Regions from separate parts of the Homo sapiens genome. Here region 1 is linked to region 2. A link is a contact called in ENCODE Hi-C or POLR2A ChIA-PET data. All regions are on one chromosome and are shown on one strand. Each heading gives the region's core, a stretch centred on a gene start or an enhancer-like site at or near the end of the contact. The rest is flanking DNA. Distances are from core to core; before and after follow the strand shown.

Region 1 (2,769 bases), core at 197-2,696, 37 kb after region 2:
GACTTAGATTATGAAGCACCTACTGGGTGCCAGGCACTGGGCTAAGAACTGGGAACACAAAGATGAGCACTTCATGGGCTCTGTCCCCAAGAGAGTGCTCACAGACTAGTGTGGGTGGCAGATCTGTGAACAGAGAACAGAGCAGAGCCCTGAAAAGAGGAGTGATACCTGTGTGGCTGGGGAGGTGAGCAGGGTGTGTGTGGAGAGAGAGAGACACGCAGAGAGAGAGAGAGACAGAGAGAGAGAAAGAAAGAAACTTCTGGAGGGGCTTCACTGAGGAGGTGGCATTTGGGTTATGTTTTCTCTGTGGATTTGGAGGAAGAGCATTTTAGACAAGCGGACAGTGAGTGCAAAGGCACAGGCAGACGCCACACAAGAAAGACAGGCATGCATTCAGAGGAGTCCGTGTGATTGGGAGAAAGGCTGCACACACCGTGTGGTAGCAGACAGTCTGGGAAAACCGGGCAGGAGAAAGGTCATTAGGGCCCGGGTGCCAAATAAAGTGTGCATTTCTTTTTATTTTTCTTTCTTTCTTTTTTTTTTTTTTTTTTTTGAGACAGAGTCTCTCTCTGTCACCCAGGCTGGAGTGCAATGGCACGATCTCAGCTCACTGCAACCTCCGCCACCCAGGTCCAAGCAATTCTCCTGCCTCAGCCTCCCAAGTAGCTGGGATTACAAGTGTGTGCCACCATGCCTGGCTAATTTTTGTACTTTTAGTAGGCACAGGGTTTCACCATGTTGGCCAGGCTGGTCTTCAACTCCTGACTTCAGGTGATCCACCCGCCTTGGCCTCCCAAAGTGCTAGGATTACAGGCATGAACCTCCACATCCGGCCAAAGTGTGCATTTCTATCTTTGGGGAGATCGAGAGCCGGCCACTATTTTTGAGCAGGAGAGGAGTGGGTTCATGTTTACCTTTCAGAAAGATCCCCCACTGGGAGAAGGGGGTCTTATTGCTCCAAGAAGCCAGAGAAAGGGAGACCAGTTGTGGGGTGGGTGGGTTGGTTGGGGGTGGAGGCTTTTAGGCAAGGACATGGCAGCAACTGCCAGGATGCCCACAGCTGGGTGGCATGCAAGATGGACTGAAGGCAGGAGTACTATTTGAGGCAAAGGAGACCTTTAGAGAAAATGCCCTGTCAAAGCCATTTATTTTAACAAATACTCTTCCATTGCTCTGTTTTTATTCCCTTCAGATGCATCTTTCCTTCTGGGATTGTGAAAATGGATGTCATTTCTGTAGCTTTCTGAAGTTTCGGTGAAGTTTCCTTTTCCTCTCAGTGGATTCTGTGTAGCAGGAAGCATGAGTTGATTTCAGCTTTTTGTCTTCTGAGACCTACTTCAGAGTGTGTTGCTGCTGGTCCGAGGCTGAAAGGAAGGTCTGTGATGTCATAGGCTGTGATTTTTCTAGAAATGTGTACTGAGATCAGCTGGCACAATTGTGTTTTAAAAACAAAAACATCTCAGGGGCAGTCCCCACATTCTGCATAACGGGACCCTTCACCCCACTGCCTAGATGGTTAATCCCGACAACTCAGAACACCCCACTAACCAAGGTGTTAATGACGTAACTCTCTCCTCACAGGAAAAGCTGCTCTGTAAGAAAAGGGCACTGAAGGAAGTGGCTTTTGTTCTAATGCCGAATTCCGGGGAGGCTGGTGCTTGAAATGTTTACCTCCTCCTGACTTTTTACATGATTTCTCCAGTTCTTGCATTTTATACACCAAAAGCAAAATACAGCTTGACCCTGGACTATTACATGGTGGCTCCGCCAGGCTGGCTGTGGAACTCAGGCTCTGCCATGCAATGGTTGGTTAGTCAGGAGACTGGAGCAGAGAGCAAATAAGGTCGAGGTCATGGTTGAAATTCCTATAGAGGCCAATTGGCTGGGCACATCCTGCCCTCCACTCTCTCTGGCCCTGTTGTACAGGGGACTGAGTAAGAGGGTATAGCTGGCTCAATGCAGCCCAGCACCGCTCTCTTAAATCGCATTGCACATCCTGAATGGCCAGTAAATAATACAGACTTCAGGCACAATGAGACCTTGCTTAAGCAACCCTCTAGAAGAAAGCACCATTATACCTTTCAGCTGTGGTTTTTTTCAGCCTTCATTAGTGATGTGGAACAGCATTGACTGCAGTAACTTTTCTACTAAGCAGAAACATTTGTCTGCTGCTCCAGTCAAAAATACCTGCTTTACAGCTTTAATTCGTCCCACAGAACTGCAGGTCCATAAGGTGAGGCCGTTTCCCTTCCCCACTTCCTCTCTCCATGCCCTTTCCTCACTCACTGATGGCCTCTTCTCCTCTGGTAGCCCCCGAAGCCTTTTTTTCTCCCTATCAGAGCAAGAAAGGCTCTTAGGATGGTTGTTTGCACGCCCAAGTTGACAGACTGCCCTTCATGGCAATGATTCCTGTTACTATTACTTCACCCAGACATTGAATGTCAGGGTTTTTTCTAGAAGGCTGTCAGTAGAAGTTGGCAGTTAAGAGTGGGTAGTTTAGAACCAGATCAAAGCCAGGCTGGGATCTGGCCCTGACAGTTACTATCTGCGTGCCTTGGGATAAGAACTTAACCTTGCCAAGCCTCGGTTTTCCTCTCTGTAAAGAAAAGCTCATACTGAAATTATTGCATGCCAGCTCTCAGCATTGCCTGTCACATGACAAATGTTAGTTATGATTATTTGTTAGCTAATTGACACACAGAAGGCTTTATTCTACTAAAGGCCTACAGCTAGCAAGTGGAGATAATTTTTTATTCAAATTTTTTATTA
Region 2 (2,741 bases), core at 179-2,678:
AAGTATTCTCTGGAGACCAACTCTCCTGTTTCAGTTTCGTCCCTGGGGCTAGTCCTGCTGAGTCCTGTAAGGTAGTAGTGTGGTGGTTCTTAATCTTTTTTTTTTCTTTTCGTGTTGGAGGCACATCTTTGACTATTAGAATTTGGTGTAGCAGATTTGAAAAAATATGTATTGTAAAACTGAAAATGATACCAAAGTAAGCAGTAATTTCACCTGCAGTCATTGCCAAAATATTAAGTTCTCACAGCATTTACAGCACTCATAGAGGCAGCACCAGTTTTCGGTCCTTCTATAATACATCACCATCTAGAAACGGCCTGTTTATAGACCCCTAAAGCCATCTCTTACATACTCTAGAGACAAAGTTCTCATGTGTTCCAGTCAACACAGGAGTTTTTTTGTTGATTTGTTTAGGGTGGGGGTGGTGGGTGCTGGCTCCATGTCATATTATTTCCTCCTCTATCTAGAAGAAAGTTTACGTCGCTCTCTGTACCCATAATGTGAACCCCTTGAGTCAGCAGTGAGTATTCTGACATACACTGAATCCTCAGTTGTAGCAAAAAGTGATTTTTTTTTTTTGAGATGAAGTCCCACTCTTGTCACCCAGGCTGGAGTGCAGTGGCACAATCTCAGCTCACTGCAACCTCCGCCTCCCGGGTTCAAGTGATTCTCCTGCTTCAACCTCCCAGGTAGCTGGGATTACAGGTGGCCTGCCACCATGCCCAGCTAATTTTTGTATTTTTAGTAGAGATGGGGAGACGGGGTTTCACCGTGTTGGCCAGGCTGGTCTCAAACTCCTGACCTCAGATGATCTACCCGCCTCAGCCTCCCAAAGTGCTAAGATTACAGGCGTGAGCCACTGCTCCCGGCCCTCAAAAGGTGATCTTTAGTATTTTTAGTAGAGACAGGGTTTAACCGTGTTAGCCAGGATGGTCTCGATCTCCTGACCTTGTGATCTGCCCATCTCGGCCTTCCAAAGTGTTGGAATTACAGGTGTGAGCCACTGCACCCAGCCGCATTGGCCAATATTTGACAGTGCCCTGTGAAAGGATTGGCAGGAGAAGAAAATAAATAGGAAACAGTTTTCCAGCCACAAGAAATTCAACTCAATTCAATCAAGGCTGACTAAACACCTGCTGCATCTAAGTCCTTGAGCCAGGGTGGGCTTCTGTCCCTAGCAGAGGCTCTTCAGCCTGGAGGCGCACCGCTGGGCTGGGGCAGGACCAGTTAAAAGTGAGGAAACCATACATGTACGTCAGAGATATGTTTTCTCTCTTTTCCCTTTGGGAAGATGTTCTTGGGAGTTCTTTGCCAGGAAGTTGGTCACTTCCTGCCCAAATGATGAGGTTTCCAAAAGGTATAAATAGATTCACTTGCCACATGGAATTGGCTGAAGATGCCTCCACATGCCAGAAGGAAGCCTTGGGAGGGTTCTTTCCAGTATCAGGGAGCTCAGAGACAGGAGGCAGCAGCTGCCAGAGAAGCAGCACCAGCACCAGCCGGGCCCAGTGGGCTTCAGGGCTGAGGGCAAAAGGGCCTGGAAAAGTAACAAGTCTGTTGCGGAAAGTGCCGGGACTAACGTGCTGTGAGTACGGTGAAGCATATGAGAGAAAAGAGCATAGTAAATGATGAATAAGTATAAGAAATGCGGCCGGGCGCAGTGACTCACACCTATAGGCCCAGCACTTTGGGAGGCCGAGTCGGGCAGATCATCTGAGGTCAGGAGTTCGAGACCAGCCTGGCCAACATGGTGGAACTCTGTCTCTACGAAAAATGCAAAAATTAGCTGGGCATGGTGGCGCACACCTATAATCCCAGCTACTCTGGAGGCTGAGGATGGAGAATTGCTTGAACATGGGAGGTGGAGGTTCCAGTGAGCTGAGATCATGCCACTGCACGCCAGCTGAGGCAACAGAGTGAGACTTCGTCTCAAAAAAAAAAAAAGTAAGAAATGCGTTTGTAAGGATCTGCAGAAGGAAAAAAGAAGACTACTAGAAATGTCAGTACCTGCTCAGTGAGTCATGCAGGGTGAACCACATACAGGAAGGGGTCAGAGGGTGCAAGAAGGGGAAGAACATGATAACTTATAGGGCCAAAGGCTGTGAGACTCACCTGGTTGTGCTAAAGAATTCTCCATGTAGGCATTGGTGTTACATTCAAATTTGTGTTGCACATATATTGTTTTTGTGTAACTTTAAGTGCGTACTAAGTTCTATTGGTACTTTATCCATGGGAGTAATTAAATTATCAAACACATCCTTTTTTGCTAATGGTATTGCTCTGCCAAGGTAAAAAGGACCCCTGCCTTGGGCCTTTGCTTTAGACCTTAATTATTCAAAGTGTGGCCCTTGTACCAGCAGCATCAACAGCACCTGGAAGCTTGGGAGAAATGCAGAATATCAGGCCCTACCCCATACCTACTTAATAAGATCCCAGGTGATTCACATGTGCATTAAAGTCAGAGAACTGTGCTTCCTCCAGCTGTGTCTCTCCTCACTGCAGGCACGGTCCTCAGGGCCAAGGAGACGTGGCCATCCAGCACCCCTTCCCTTCTAGATCATGCTCCAGGTAGCTGGGACACCAGAATACTCTGGACATTGGCCCTCTCTGACCCTGCCCCCAGAGTTTTTGTGGCCCATCCCCTCAGGGATGGCCTCATTGCCACCATGAGATCTCTGGGCCTGAGAGGTGGCCTCGGGGCAGCTGTTGGCAGGACATGTGGACAGAGGTTGGACCACATT

What was found. A loop is a pair of places that touch in the nucleus more often than their neighbours do. ChIA-PET counts read pairs that join two places held with the same protein, here RNA polymerase II (POLR2A). Pooled maps may share reads with other maps.
Region 1: a loop to region 2 is called in a map of naive thymus-derived CD4-positive, alpha-beta T cell, with 4 times the contacts of the local background. The contact joins two enhancer-like sites. A Hi-C loop is called at or near these places in 5 of 168 maps with a recorded cell type or tissue (GM23248, Right ventricle myocardium inferior, left cardiac atrium and 2 more), 7 of 37 single-sample maps with no recorded cell type and 8 of 50 pooled maps. POLR2A ChIA-PET finds 5 or more read pairs at or near these places in 5 of 52 experiments (BJ, WTC11, activated CD4-positive, alpha-beta T cell and 2 more).

Annotation. Positions count from the first base shown.
Region 1 is chr1:212,224,150-212,226,918 of GRCh38, forward strand. LINC02608 (long intergenic non-protein coding RNA 2608) reads right to left here. Exons shown (of 4, transcript NR_125984.1): 4 at 1,129-1,364. Among named protein-coding and RNA genes, the nearest start is that of LINC02608, 59 kb to the right of the region's middle. Within about 2 kb of position 1,447, at least 4 of the 41 ENCODE cell types and tissues checked have a DNase peak (open chromatin) inside an H3K27ac peak, as active enhancers do.
Region 2 is chr1:212,186,768-212,189,508 of GRCh38, forward strand. No RefSeq gene overlaps it. Among named protein-coding and RNA genes, the nearest start is that of LINC02608, 97 kb to the right of the region's middle. RefSeq lists enhancers at 1-134, 85-134, 185-244. Within about 2 kb of position 1,429, at least 3 of the 41 ENCODE cell types and tissues checked have a DNase peak (open chromatin) inside an H3K27ac peak, as active enhancers do.